Regions from separate parts of the Homo sapiens genome. Here region 1 is linked to region 2. A link is a loop called in an ENCODE intact Hi-C map of the cell type or tissue named here. Cell type or tissue: IMR-90. All regions are shown on one strand. Links, peaks and the distances in the headings refer to the core of each region. The heading gives the core; the rest is flanking DNA. Region 1 overlaps ARPIN-AP3S2 (ARPIN-AP3S2 readthrough). Region 2 overlaps WDR93 (WD repeat domain 93).

What was found. A loop is a pair of places that touch in the nucleus more often than their neighbours do. Peaks named below come from ENCODE experiments on the same cell type or tissue, not always from the same donor. Only the 100,000 strongest peaks of a DNase experiment are listed, where the experiment ranks them.
Region 1: it touches region 2 in a loop (10-fold over the local background); 5 of 110 quality-filtered maps call a loop at or near these places.

The regions. Positions count from the first base shown.
Region 1 is chr15:89,825,688-89,832,855 of GRCh38, forward strand. ARPIN-AP3S2 (ARPIN-AP3S2 readthrough) reads right to left here. Exons shown (of 10, transcript NM_001199058.2): 10 at 4,912-7,168. AP3S2 (adaptor related protein complex 3 subunit sigma 2) reads right to left here. Exons shown (of 6, transcript NM_005829.5): 6 at 4,912-7,168. Among named protein-coding and RNA genes, the nearest start is that of ANPEP, 14 kb to the left of the region's middle. RefSeq lists an enhancer at 1,664-2,555. In IMR-90, for the core only: no CTCF peak of the experiment used is centred there; a DNase peak (open chromatin) is centred at 3,064; H3K27ac peaks cover 239 bases.
Region 2 is chr15:89,736,939-89,744,106 of GRCh38, forward strand. WDR93 (WD repeat domain 93) reads left to right here. Exons shown (of 17, transcript NM_020212.2): 15 at 635-791; 16 at 1,103-1,298; 17 at 6,354-6,700. The coding sequence ends at 6,453. It also overlaps a transcript of MESP1 not described here. Among named protein-coding and RNA genes, the nearest start is that of MESP1, 11 kb to the right of the region's middle. In IMR-90, for the core only: a CTCF peak has its summit at 3,291 (motif pointing right); a DNase peak (open chromatin) is centred at 3,313.

The DNA of each region.
Region 1 (7,168 bases), core at 1,509-5,508, 89 kb after region 2:
GCAAGTCCAAGTTGGCCCCAGCCCCCTGCGGTGCTGTTCTGTGCCGTCTCGCCCAGGGCACCAGGACCTGCTCTGAAAACTCTGTGGGGCCTGGCTTCAGCCCACCTTGTTTTCATCCCACGTGTCACTCTTTGGAACACCATGTTTAAGCAGGGGCCATCTCTGGGTTTCTTTGTGTAGCCCGTGTTCAATCCTAAGGACCCTCACTCCTGGCCCCTTGTCTGCTAGTCACCTTCCACCCAAGGTTAAAAAGCACAGGGTTTCTAGCCAGGTGTGGTGGCGTGCGCCTATAGTCCCAGCTACTCAGGAAGCTGAGGCAGGAGAATTGCTTGAACCCAGGAGGCAGAGGTTGCAGTGAGCCAAGATCATGCCACTGCACCCCAGCCTGGGTGACAGAGCGAGACTCTGTCTCAAAAAAAAAAAAAAAGCACACAGCGTTTGGATTCAGGCACACCTGGCTCCCATTCTGGACCTGACCTTTCACAGCTGTGTGACCATCAGCAAGTAAGTTAATCCCAAAGAGCCTCATTTGTCTCATCTGTATGATAGGGATAATTCACTGACAGGTCACCTCAAAAAAGTTTCCTTGAGTCTCTTGGTCGTCCCTCCCTCCCACCCGTCTCCCCAACTCCATTCCCAGGCAGCCACTCATCTGCTTTCTGTCACTATAGATTGGTTTGCATTTTGTAGAATTTTTTTTTTTTGAGACAGAGTCTTGCTCTGTTGCCCAGGCTGGAGTGCAGTGGCACGATCTCAGCTCACCGCAACCTCCACCTCCCAGGTTCAAGCGATTCTCCTGCCTCAGCCTCCCAAGTAGCTGGGATTACAGGCATGTGCCACCACGCCCGGCTAATTTTTTTTTTTTTTTTGTATTTTTAGTAGAGACGGGGTTTCACCATGTTGGTTAGGCTGGTCTTGAACTCCTGACCTCGTGATCTGCCCACCTTGGCCTCCCAAAGTGCTGGGATTACAGGTGTGAGCCACCATGCCAGGTGGACTTTTGGTTTTGTCTGCAGCCTGGCTAGTTTCAGTCTAGGCTTTCCGCCTTCCCTTTGAGCCTGTGAGAGCTTCCCCACAGCCCTTCAGCGAGTGCCTTTCTGGGTTGGTTCTCTTTGCACTGGGAATCCTGACTGGTGCAAGGGAGCCGCTGTGTTCCCATTTCCCAGCTGAGGAAACACAACAGAGAGAGGTTAGGTGTGTTGCCCAAGGTCACACAGTTGGAAGTGGCAGAGGCAGGATCAAACCAAGTTCACGTCTCCTTCAGGGCTTTAGGACTATGTATCATAGTAAAATGCCCTCTCACACACCATTCTGACCACCTGGAAGTGGGCAGATAAGGGACTGGCTCAGGGTCACACAGTGAGACAGGAAGCTGGGCCTGTGCCCCCACCACACAGTGCCTCCTGCCCTCAAGGCTGAGTAGAGCGTGGAGCTTCACGCATGTTGAGAGGGAAATGGAAGGAGTTGAATGCATTCATTGATTTGTTGAGCAATCTCGTACTTACTGACAGCTGAATATGGGTCAGGCACTGTCCCAGGCACCAGCAAGGCAGCAGCAAAACAACAGTGAAAAAGAGAGTCGACATGGCACACACTGTCATATCGGGTGACAAGCGCCACAGAGGACAAAGTGGGGTGAGGGATGGGGAGTGAGGGGAGAAGTGGCTGCTTCAGCCAGGTGGGACCGGGAAGTCCTCTGCAGGTGAAGGCTGAGAGAAGTGAGGAGCAAGGGGGACCTGAAGACAGAGGCAGAGGGGATGGCAAGACAAAGGCCCTGCGTGGGAATGAGCCCGGCAGGTTTGAGAAGCATAAAGGCCAGTGTGGCTGGAAGGAGGGAGCCAGGCAGGGGTGCAAGATGAGGATGTGGGGTGGGTGGGGGCAGCTAAGCAGGGCCTTGGGTTTCTTTGAGGCTGGTGGGAAGCTTTTGGGAGGCTTTAAAGGCTGCAGGGCAGTGGGGGTCTGATGAATGCATGAGGTGGTTCACTCTGCGGTGGAGCGATGACATGAGCCACAAGGAGACAGAGGGGGAGGCAGAGACACTGCTGAGGGGCCTGAGGGGTTGTGGTGGTGTCCGGGCAGGGACACTGGGGTGGAGGATGCAGTGGTGACATGTGGGCTCCAGGACCACTGACTATCGTGCAGGATCTGGTGCTGGGGGGCAGTGAGTTCTCAGGGAGGGAAACTCGTGTCAGGGATGAGAAGACAGGGGCTGGGGATGCCGGGGACTGTGGGCCCAGAGCAAAGGGGAGCTGTGACACCCAGAGAAAGGGTGGCCTTTGGCCTCTCCAGGGCAGGGGAGCCCAGGGCAGTTGGGCAGAGCTGGGCTGGGGCTGAGCCAGTTGGGCTGACAAGAAGGCTTGGGCGGGACCTGACAAGGAGGACTTGCTTCAGGGTGTCAACCTGTACCAGGCTCAGGCTGCAAGGCCAGGTAGTGTCACCGTAACCCTCACCTGGTTGACACAGGGTCTGGACCCAAGGATTTCCTTCCAACCCTGTAATATCATTATGTACTTTAAACAGCTACTGGGCTGCTTGACAGTTTCTAGGGCTGAGGCAGGGCCCAAATGGTGGAGAAGAGGCAGCTAGAGGCCGGGAACTCAGAAGGGGAATCTCAGCAAAAAACACCCCGAAGGAGCTGAGTCCTGCGGGAGCTCCCTCTACGTGAACTGACGGGTGTTGTGGGAGCAGGTCCAGCCACACAAAGGAAGTTCCAGTAGAGCTGGCTCGGCAGTTGACAGTTTAAATCCTGGCTTGCCTCGGTGCTGCTGGCTTCGGTCCGCAGCTCCCTCTAGCCAGCCCACACCCAGCTGGGGAGCCACTCAGGGCTGGACAGGGGTCAGGGAAAGGGCATTCATGTCAAGTGCCCCGGACCAAGAGGCCGGAGAAAACCTTCAGTTCCAGGTTGCCTAGGGCAAAGGTGGTGATCTTTGGCAGCACAAAGTGCCCTGGGTTTGGGGCTGTCCTTTGGCCTCCAGTTTCAGTGCTAGCCTGGGAGTGTCCAGAGAGATGAAGTATGAGATGACTTGTCCCTCCCACCACAGTGCCCAAGTGGGAGGAGGCACGCTGACCCATGCAGCCACACACACAACCCACAGGCCTCATCTCTGACTCTCCCAGGCAAGCAAAGGAGCAGACTGCAGCAGCCCTGAGATGTGGCTGTTGCCTCGGAAGGAATGTTGCCTTGGAAGGAAGAGGAAGGGATCCCGGCGGAAGGAAGAGGAAGGGATCCTGGCGGCAGAGCCCACATGTGACACCAGTAACCCCCAACCCCTAAATCAGCTACCTCCATCCTGATTGGTCAATGCCTGAGCCATGCTGGTTGGTAAATATTTTGAGCATCACCTCATTCTGCGGAACCAGGGGACTCATTTGTGAAAACTACCTGGAACTCCTGTCTATCAATTTTAGCTTAGCCTTTCTTTCACAGTGTGCAAAGGGCGTTCATTCTCAGCAATGCAGAAGGCAACCTCCAGCTTGTCTCTCCTGAAATTGCAGCCTGGTCCTTGGAGGCTGGGGGAGGGGACACCCCTGTTTCCAAGTGCTCCCGGGAGGCCAGGCTGTCAGAGCTGTACTAAAATGTAAGGTTTGCTCTTGAGAAGGCTCAAAGATCCCACTTCTCATGGGAAGCGTGGAGTCCCTGCAGGGGCCCCAACTCTCATCCAGGCCTGCGAGGTCAGAGGCCCTCTCACTGGTCCCCAGATTCGAGCTCCCGCCGTGCTTGCTGGGACTGCCAGATGTCCCTCCTGACTCCAGGGAAAGGAAGTTCCAGGCTCCTCTCCCCTCTGACCCCCATACCGTGGGTCCTGCCAGTTGCTAGTTGCTCTTCTATGTCTTCAGACGCTCCCCATCTTAAGATTCACTTTCTGCAGACCCCACCACCTCCTCAACCATTTTATCTAGCTGTGCCTCTGGATACGGGTGTGGGACCCCACTGACAGGCCAGGCCAGGGCCAGTGTGCATCACCATCCCCGTGCAGTGCCCTCCTTTAAGGCCCACTTTGGTTTCTGCTGCCCTCATTTCCTCTTCCCCTTCTGCCAGGACCTGAGCTCTTTCTCCTTCCCAGCATCATCGAACTTATTCCATCCACCTCCTCAACTCCCATTCCCTCTGCAAGTCTCAGTGATAAGAGTAGCCAATGTTGACTGAGTGAGTCCTTCATCGTCCGCATCAGTGATTCACTGAATCCACACAGTAACCTACAAGGCAGGAATCATTACCCTCTTTTTCAGATGAGCAAACTGAATCTTCCGAAGGTTCAGACTGCACATTGCAGAGCTGGACTGTGACCCACACTAAGTTTGGACCTGCCCCACCATGAGGCTAGAGCCATCTCTTCACAGTTCTCACTCGGGGGGCTGGGCTGGGGCCAATGGAAGCCTGAGAGAGGCCGTCTCTTCCTGGTCCCCCTCCCCACTGAAAGTGCTTCCTTGACTTGAAGTCGCCCGCTGTCCAGATGCTCCTCTCTCCCCTGCCCACAGGCTCAGTCCTCAACCCTCTTGTCCCTCGGCCACAGCGCTCACCCCCACACCTCCAATCATCATCTCTGGGTGGAGACTCATTTCCTCTCCTGCCCACTCAGTTTCCCAGCTGGCTGGTGGACATCTGCCCCCAGAGATGCTTGGACAACCCCAACCGAATGCGTTCCACATCCAAACTCCTGATTGCCACCCTCCCAAACCCCCTCCCTCTCTCGAGAGCCCCATCCTTGCGCCTCCTCGTTACACGGGCTCCACCTGCCAACACCAGCTCTGCCATTCTCCTCTCCCTCAGCCTCCACGAGCCATCATCGGGTCCTTCCCACTTCCTGCTTCCAATACCACTATTCTGGTTCTCCTTCCCAAGTGCTGAGCACAGGGACCTGGAGAGCACATGCTGAGACTGTTAGAATGAACTGCCATTTGCCTCAACCGTTCACTCATCCAACAGTTATTTATTGAACGCCATGGACCAGGTACCGTGCCCAGCAGCTGGGATGCAGCACTGAACACGAGACAAGCCCCTGCCCTGGAGGGGCTTACATCCCGGCAGGGTAAACAGCCAGTAACTTCAGAAACCAAACATCCAGTACGTCAGAGTGCCATGGGAAAGGTACGCTGAGCAAGGGCGGGCAGTGCCAGGGCTGGGGTGCCACTGTACAGGGTGATGGGGAGGCCCTCCTCCCTGGAGAGGGCGGCATGATCCTAGTGGGCCGAGGTCAACCGCCAGGGTCAAACGGAACACAACCCACTCTCAGGAAGACATCCCTAACACAAATCCAGGGACTTTGTTTCTTAACCTTAAAATTGGAAACACTTCTTGCTACCAGGGATGGGGGGTGGGGCTCAGCGTTTGGGGAACCGGAGTGGGAGTCTTTTGCTGAACAGACTTTTGTTTTCTTAAGTTTTGAACTACATGAATGTATTTCCTTTTTTGAAAGGAAAATTGAAATAGGAAAAAATTTTAAGTCTTTTGGAAAGAATTAATCATTTTCATGGAACTGCTTCCCTATAGGGGCCTGTTTTCGTATCTGCCAACTTCCACTGAAACACGCAGATGGAGAACCCTCCAGTGCTCCCGAGAAGGGAGACAGTCTTAACCCAGAGGACAGCATCCACCAGCCTGCAAGCACGGACCCCGTGCTGGTGTGTGAGTGCAGCACACACTGGGCTAACCATCACCACAGTGAGACTGGCACCCTCTGGGGTAGGGTAGACTCAGGAAGGTGAAAATCAGGATGTCTGCCAGGAGCTGACAAATCCCTCTGGGACTCTCATACTTCAGAGGCTCTCCAGTTTGGCTATTGCTAAACTTGGACTAGCCCCTACTACCGATCTTAATACCCATGTACCAATCATTGCTGCATCCTATTTGGAAAGCAATGGACAGACAGCCACGCTGAAAGCCCTTACTAGAGACTGGTCCACAAGATCAGATTTAGCTGCCCCTGGTTTGAGCCTTGCTCCCCTGGTGTCTTTTCTGGCGAAGCTGGGCCCAGAGAGCGTTTTACTAAGTGGGCTCCATGGTAGTGGAAGTGGTGGGGACAGAAGGCTGGCTCTATATGTGGCAGAGGCCTGAATAAACAGGGATTTGAGAGGGCTCAAGATATCCTGACTTAATCCTCAATGTGGCAGGCACAGGGCCATGGCCAGGCCTAGAGGAAGGTGGGCTGTTTGGGGTATGGCCCAGCAGGGCACGATGTGATCAGGTAGGGCGTAGGGAAATGGGTTACTGTCCTCTAAATATTCCATATATCACAAAGTTACTGACTGCGGTCTCCACAAATTCAGGCTGCCAGTCCGATGCACTATATCCCAACAATCTGAGCACTCTGTCAAAGATGCTCACAGAGACAACAGGAGCAGACAGAGCCTTGTTTCTCTCTTAATCTTCAGAGCCTAGAACTGAGCTTGGCCCTCACCAGGCACTTAGAAATTGCATAATGAAAGAATTTCAGATTTTTATTAGTGGCAGTGAGCACTGAAAACCCAGTATTTGGCCAGGTCCAGTGGCTCACACCTGTAATCCCAACATGTTTGGGAGGCCAAGGCGGGAGGATGGCTTGAGGTAAGGAGTTAGAGACCAGCCTGTGCAACATAGTGAGACCTTATTCTACTAAAAAAATAAAACTAGCCAGGAGTGGTGGTTGCGTGCCTGTGGTTCCAGCTACCTAGGAGGCTGAGGTGAGAGGATCACTTGACCCCGGGGCTTCGAGGCTGCAGTGAGCCATGATCACACCACTGCACTCCAGCCTGAGCCACAGTGTGAGACCCCCATCTCACAAAAAAAGGAAAGCCTAGTATTCTATACAACCTTAACCTATTTTTTTTTTTTTTTTTTTTGAGACGGAGTCTTGCTGTGTTGCCCAGGCTGGAGTGTAGTGGTGCGATCTTGGCTCACTGCAAGCTCTGCCTCCCGGGTTCATGCCATTCTCCTGCCGCAGCCTCCTGAGTAGCTGGGACTACAGGTGTCCACTACCACGGCTGGCCAATTTTTTGTATTTTTAGTAGAGATGGGTTTTCACTGTGTTAGCTAGGATGGTCTCGATCTCCTGACCTCGTGATCTGCCCGCCTCGGCCTCCCAAAGTGCTGGGATTACAGGCGTGAGCCACCGCACCTGGCCAACCTTAACCTATTTTTAAAAAAGATGTTTATGGCTTTGCTGATAGCAGGCTGGAAAGCTAGCTGAAT
Region 2 (7,168 bases), core at 1,641-5,640:
CCGCTAGCACGCCAGGCTAATTTTTTGTATTTTTAGTAGAGACGAGGTTTCACCGTGTTAGCCAGGATGGTCTCGATCTCCTGACCTCGTGATCCGCCCACCTTGGCCTCCCAAAGTGCTGGGATTACAGGCATGAGCCATCGCGCCCGGCCAAAGGGGACTTTCTAAGGATGGGGAGAGTTTAGTATGTTCACTGCAGAGGAAAGAGCCCAGGCAAGAGAGCATCCCCAGCTCAGATCTCAGGCCAGGAGGGGCTGTTAGATTGAGCAAGGTCCCTGAGGCAGTGGGAAGGAAAGGCATTGGGAGCACAGGTGAGAAATGGAATCTTGGCTACATGGAGGGTGAGCTCTTCAGCAGAGAAGCAGAGAACTTGGAAGAGAGGCTGGGAAAAAGGGGAGGAATGCATAGCCCTGGAGCAGACAGCATGTGGAGGAGGGTCTGTTGGCTGAGGGGGACCCCAAGCACACATGTGTGTGCAGGTCTCCAGCAGCCCTGGATGGATCCAGAGGCTGGGGCCCAAGAGGTTTTATGTCCAGCTGCTTCTCTCATTCCTTACTGGGGTGACCTCTACACGACCTTCCTGTGAGGGACAGAGTCCAGTAGAAGCCCCCCTCACCATCTCTTTGCTTCCCAGGTGCTCATCTTTTCCAAGAATGGCTCTGTGTGCCTTATGGATGTGGCCAAGCGTGAAATCATCTGTGCCTTTGCCCCTCCGGGAGCCTTTCCTCTGGAGGTCCCCTGGAAGCCAGTGTTTGCTGTGTCTCCAGACCATCCATGTTTCCTGCTCCGAGGTACAGAAAGGGACCAGGGCTGATGCCCACTGACCATTTCCCTGACTTAGTTCTCTCACAAACAGAGAGAGCCCCTCCGATCTCCTCCCCACTCTGTGTCCCCCTCTACCATAGGCCAAAGGGTACCGCAGCTCAGTCCTCACAGGGCACTTAGATAAAATGCCAGCAGGGTCTTCTCTCTGAAGTCACAGCTCAACCCAGATGACCCAGCCTTTATAAGCAGAGAGCAGCCCCCACCTGCTCACCTGGACCACAGAGCCCACTGAGAAAGCGATTGTTACACAGAACATGGTGTTCTTGTCTCGTCACAGGAGACTATTCACATGAAACTGCGTCCACCGACGATGCTGGAATCCAATATTCTGTTTTCTATTTTAATTTTGAGGCCTGCCCACTCCTGGAAAATATCTCAAAAAATTGTACCATTCCTCAAAGGGACTTGGATAACATGGCCTTCCCCCAAGCACTGCCACTGGAGAAGAGATGTGAGCGTTTCCTCCAGAAGAGGTAAAGAGCTCTGTGTCTTCACCCCCTCCCACATCTGAGGTTGTCTCTGGATTGAGGGATAGTGGAGTTTCTTTCATGGTAAATCCTTTCAGCATTGAAATTTCCCCTGGCTGGGCGTGGTGGCTCACGCCTGTAATCCCAGCACTTTGGGAGTCCGAGGCAGGCGGATCACCTGAGGTGAGGAGTTCAAGACCAGCCTGGTCAACATGGTGAAACCCCGTCTCTATTAAAAATACAGAAATTAGCTGGGTGTGGTGGTACATGCCTGTAATCCCAGCTACTCGGGAGGCTGAGGCAGGAGAATTGCTTAAACCTGGGAGGCAGAGGTTGCAGTGAGCCAAGATCGCACCACTGCACTCCAGCCTAGGTGACAGAGCAAGACTCTGTCCCAAAAAAAAAAAAAAAAAAAGAAATTTCCCCTAAGTGAAGGGTTCTACCCCATGATAGCCCATGAGCTGCACTCCACCTCACATGTGGATTGGTAGAAAAAGAGTCATTAATTCAGGCTGGGAGAAAAGAAGGGCTTCCAGTTGGTGTTTTCTTCCTGTCAAGATCATCTTTTTAACTTTCTCAATTCCCTCTTAAAAGTATGTTTAGGCCAGGCCCGGTGGCTCATGCCTGTAATCCCAGCACTTTGGGAGGCCGAGGTGGGCAGATTGCTTGAGCTCAGGAGTTTGAGACCAGCCTGGCCAACATGGCGAAACCCCATCTCTACAAAAAACACAAAATTAGCTGGGTGTGGTAGCACATGCCTTTTGTCCCAGCTACTCTGGAGGCTGAGGTGGGGGAGAATTGCTTGAACCTGGGAGGCAGAGGATGCAGTGAGCCAAGATCGTGCCATTGCACTCCAGCCTGGGTGACAGAGTCAGACCCTGCCTCAAAAAAAAAAAAAAAAAGTATGTTTGGATTATTAGACACAATCCTTAAGATGGGGTTGGCAAACTATGACCTGTGGGCCATATCCAGTCCACTGCCTGGTTTTGTAAATAAGGTTTTATTTGAACACAGCCGTGCCCATTTGTTTATGTATTATCTATGGCTACTGTATGCTATGGCAGGATTGAAGGCTGCGAAGGAGACAGCATGACCTATAAAGTCTAAATTATTTACATTCTGGGCCTTTACAGAAAATGTTTGCCAACCCATGATCTAAGACCCCTTTCTTTTACCCATCATTCAGATAAACCGTTATGTGTGTGTTTCTCCTCTTCCCCTTCCTCTTTCCACTCTCCCTAATCCTGCAAGCACTGTTTTCTTGCCCTCCTTTCTGCTATCAAAGCATAAGGAACAGTACTCAGGCCATTCTGGAGAAATAGGTGTCTCTTCTAATCCATCTCACAATAAATTTCTGGGGATTTGCAAATCCTTGTTGATGATTCCTTTTGGGATCTGACCACACATTTCGGGTGGACTGGGGTCATCAGTGGAGTCCTGGATCCTCGTCCCGGGCCTGCCACTACAGAACTAGGTGGCTCTGGCAGGTTCCTTTCCTTCCAGTGCCTAGATGTTCCTATGTATGTAACGTGACCTCTGAGATTCTGTGATCTCTCCAATCACCATAATGTCTCTTCACGACTGTCTCCCCCTTTCTCTGTGTAGACTCTTTACTCAGGGAAGAGTCACTTCACGACTATTTCCCCCTTTCTCTGTGTAGACTGTTTACTCAGGGAAGATTGAAGTAGACTGGTTAAGATATGCAGGTCTGGAGCCAAACAGACCTGAGTTTGATTCTGACACTACCACTTACAATGAGACCTTGGGCGAGTTACTCAGCCTCCTCATTCAGTCAAAAAACACATATTGTGCACCTGTGAGATGCCAGGCTGTGTTCTGACCATTTTAATGATGCCTGATTTTTTTTGGCTTAAGGTATTAAGTGGGATGATACATGGAAAGTACCAGGCACAGAGTGGTTGCTCAGTAAATGGTAGTTATGACCATGATGATGGCTCCCTGCTAATCCAAGTTCATGCCTGGGAAAATTCTAAACATTACCACTAGGTGGCACCATAGCTCCTCTCCGCTTCCTAGCTCATACCTGCACTTAACAGGGGCGTTCAAGTCCTTCCTGCATTGTAGTGGGTCGCTGGGAGGCTCTCGGTACCTCCCGGAGGGAAATGTGCCTATTCGTCAGGAGACGAATATGGTCTCATGAGTCTCTGGGGAGAGAGAGGCAATGAAGAAGGCGATGGTTGACATTGGCCCTCTCTAAAGGTCTACCAAGAATGTTCAACTATTCTTCACAGGGAGGGTTTTTGTTTTTTGTTTTTGTTTTTGTTTTTGAAACAGAGTTTCACTCTTATCACCCAGGCTGAAGTGCACTGGCGCGATCTCGGCTCACTGCAACCTCTGCCTCCCGGGTTCAAGCGATTCTCCTGCCTCAGCCTCCCCAGTAGCTGGGATTACAGGCATGCGCCACCACGCCCGGCTAATTTTTGTATTTTTAGTAGAGATGGGGTTTCTCCATGTTGGCCAGGCTGGTCTCGAACTACTGACCTCAGATTATCTGCCTGCCTCGGCCTGCCAAAGTGGTGGGATTACAGACATGAGCCACCACGCCTGGCCTGATTTTATTTAAAAGCTGCAAATGTATAGATTACTTTTTTAAAAAGTGTTAAATTGGCCGGGCGCGGTGGCTCACACCTGTAATCCCAGCACTTTGGGAGGCCAAGGCGGGTGGATCACCTAAGGCCAGGCGTTCGAGACCAGGCTGGCCAAAATGGTGAAACCCCGTCTCTACTAAAAGTACAAAAATTAACCGGGCACGGTGGCAGGTGCCTATAATCCCAGCTACTCAGGAGGCTGAGGTAGGAGAATTGCTTGAACTCAGGAGGTGGAGGTTACAGTAAGCTGAGATCATGCCATTGCACTCCAGCCTGGGCGACAGAGCAAGAATCTGTCTCAAAAAAAATAAATAAATAAGTGTTAAATATTCTTTATTTGCTATTACACATAAATCACACCAGAATCTCTTTCAATAAGTAAAAGGGATTTTATTTTATTTTTATTTTGTCTATTTTTTGAGACAGGGTCATCCAGGCTGGAGTGCAGTGGTGCAATCACAGCTCACTGCAGCCTTGACTTCCCGGGCTCAGGCAATCCTGCCTCAGCCTTCCGAGCAACTGGGGCCACAGGCATGCGCCACCACACCCAGCTAATTTTTTTATTATCTGTGGAAGCAGGGTCTCCCTATGTTGCCCAGGCTGGTCTTGAACTCTTAGGCTCAAGTGACCCTCCCACCTGGGCCTTACAAATTTCTGGGACTATCAGTGTGAGCCACCATTCTCAGCCTAAAAGAAACCATTACAGATACAGGGAATTCTACTTAGATTGGCAGAGTTAAGGTCAAAAATATAAAGTACACATTGCTACTTTACCTTCAGCCCTTTCCTTTAAGAGGCAAATCAACACAAAATATGGTGCATCTTGCTTGGTTCTGAGACAGTGAAGGAATTTCTCCAGTGTTTAAATATATTCATATAACCGGTTATATAAATCTAAATATAAAACCTATCTCCAATACTTTTTTTTTTTGAGATGGAGTCTCGCTCTGTCGCCAGGCTGGAGTGCAGTGGCACAATCTCAGCTCACTGCAACCTCTGCCTCCCAGGTTCAAGTGATTCTCCTGCCTCAGCCTCCCAAGTAGCTGGGACTACAGGCACATGCCACCATGCCCAGCTAATTTTTGTATTTTTTAGTAGAGACGGGGTTTCACCATGTTGGCCAGGATGGTATCGATCTCTTGACCTTGTGATCCACCCGCCTTGGCCTCCCAAAGTGCTGGGATTACAGGCATGAGCCATCACACCCGGCCTCCAATACATTTTTAAGATAGCATTCACCATTTTTGTGAAAAGTTGGACATTACCAGCCAGGTGCTGTGGCTCACGCCTGTAATCCCAGCAGTTTGGGAGACAGAGATGGAGGATCACTTGACGCCAGGAGTTCAAGATTAGCCTGAGCAACATAGTGAGACCCCATCTCTACATCTACATCTATAAATAAAAAATTAATTAATTAAATTAATTAAAATCTTATCTCCACATAGATGGAGAGCCTCAAAACAAATCAAAGCTATGGTCATTGTCTTTCTCCCCCAGAGTACTCCTCTTCCTGTTTGCCTAAGCATTTTAACATCATTCACTTGCACCTCCTTCCCTACCACAACCCCACTGACAGCCCCCCCTCCACCCTGCTAAGCGTGCCCGTCTCTGTGTGCACTCTGAGGGGTGAATCTTGGGCTTCTCTGATTTTTCTGTAGTGAACATGCACTTATTATTTTTTTTTAAACAACTCTTACTTTTTTTTTCTTTTGAGATGGAATTTTGCTCTTGTTGCCCAGGCTGGAGTGCAATGGTGCTATCTTGGCTCACTGCAACCTCCATCTCCCAGATTCAAGCGATTCTCCTGCCTCAGCCTCCTGAGTAGCTGGCATTACAGGCACGTGCCACCACGCCTGGCAAGTTTTGTATTTTTAGTAGAGACGGGGTTTCTCCAGGTTGGCCAGGCTAGTCTCAAACTCCCAACCTCAGGTGATCCGCCTGCCTTGGCCTCCCAAAGTGCTGGGATTACAGGCGTGAGCCACCGCGCCTGGCCAACAACTCTTACTTTTTAAAAGACCCAACTCAAACTGTCTTTATAAAAGTTGGAATCATACAGTGTGTCTTTTTGTGACTGGCATATTTCAGTCAGCGTAATGTCCTCAATAGTCATCCATGGTGGAGCATGTGTCAGAACATCTTCCTTTTCAGTCTGAATGTTCCGTTGTGTGTAATACCACAGCTTGTTTGCAAATAGCCTTTTAGTTCCTCAGCTCGCCATCCTGTCTACCCACATGCACCTCACAGGTAAGAATGCTAGACCCATCATTCCTCCAGGAAAGGCCTTCTGAGCACCTGCTGTGTACCAGGCTGAGCCCTGAGGACACAGAGGCGATGCAGGTGTGTCCTCTTAGAGTTTCTCATAGGAGCACAGGGTAGTCGAGGTCTGCCCTGGGGGCTCGGGAGCTGGGGAAGTGAGAGGAGATTCCTCTCATCACAGTTGTGTGGCCCTCAGCTATCGGAAGCTGGAGAAGAACCCAGAGAAGGAGGAGGAGCACTGGGCCCGGCTTCAGAGGTACTCCTTGTCGCTCCAGAGAGAGAACTTCAAGAAGTGAGGCTGCCACCGCCCTGGGATCTCTGAAAAGGAGGTTTCAGCCACGAGGCAGCTGCTCCCAGGACACTGAGGCCAAGAGAAATGTAACAGAGCCACAGCTCCACAGGCCTGCACTCGGAGTCTGGGGCCTCTGCAGAGCCAGCAAGGGGAAAAGTATAATCTGGGGGACCTTCAACCACTAAGCCTCTTGTCAGAGCCCTCAGGCAGGCAGATGTGTCACCCAAATAAACAGTGATATTGTCTCCAGACTCCCAAGTTGCTGTGGTATATAACTCATCGTTCCCACGCAGTCCAGACCCCAGCAGGGCCCAGATGATGGTTTCAACCAGAGTCCTCGGCCTGGTGAGGACCACTCACCTCCTAGGCCCTGGAGAGCCACTGTCCTCAGATGAGCAAGACACCCCGCCCACCTGTTTTCCCCACCCATTTCTCCCTCCCACGGCTGGCTCACACCTTTATAGAATAGCTTTGAGGAGGTGAGGCTCAGGATGGTGGCGTAAGGGCCTGAGGCCACACAGGTACGAGAGGCAGAGTGGGAGGGAGAGGTGGCAGGCAGGAGCTGGGCCACTGCTGCCCCTGGCCTGCTGGCTCAGGAACGCTAGAGGTGGCTGGGCAGAGAGATGCCTTGTTCTTCTCTAGAAACTGTCCTCCCCCAAAAAACAGACGGAGGGGTCCCCAGCAGCCCAAGGGATCCGTGAGGACCCTGTGTGGAACCT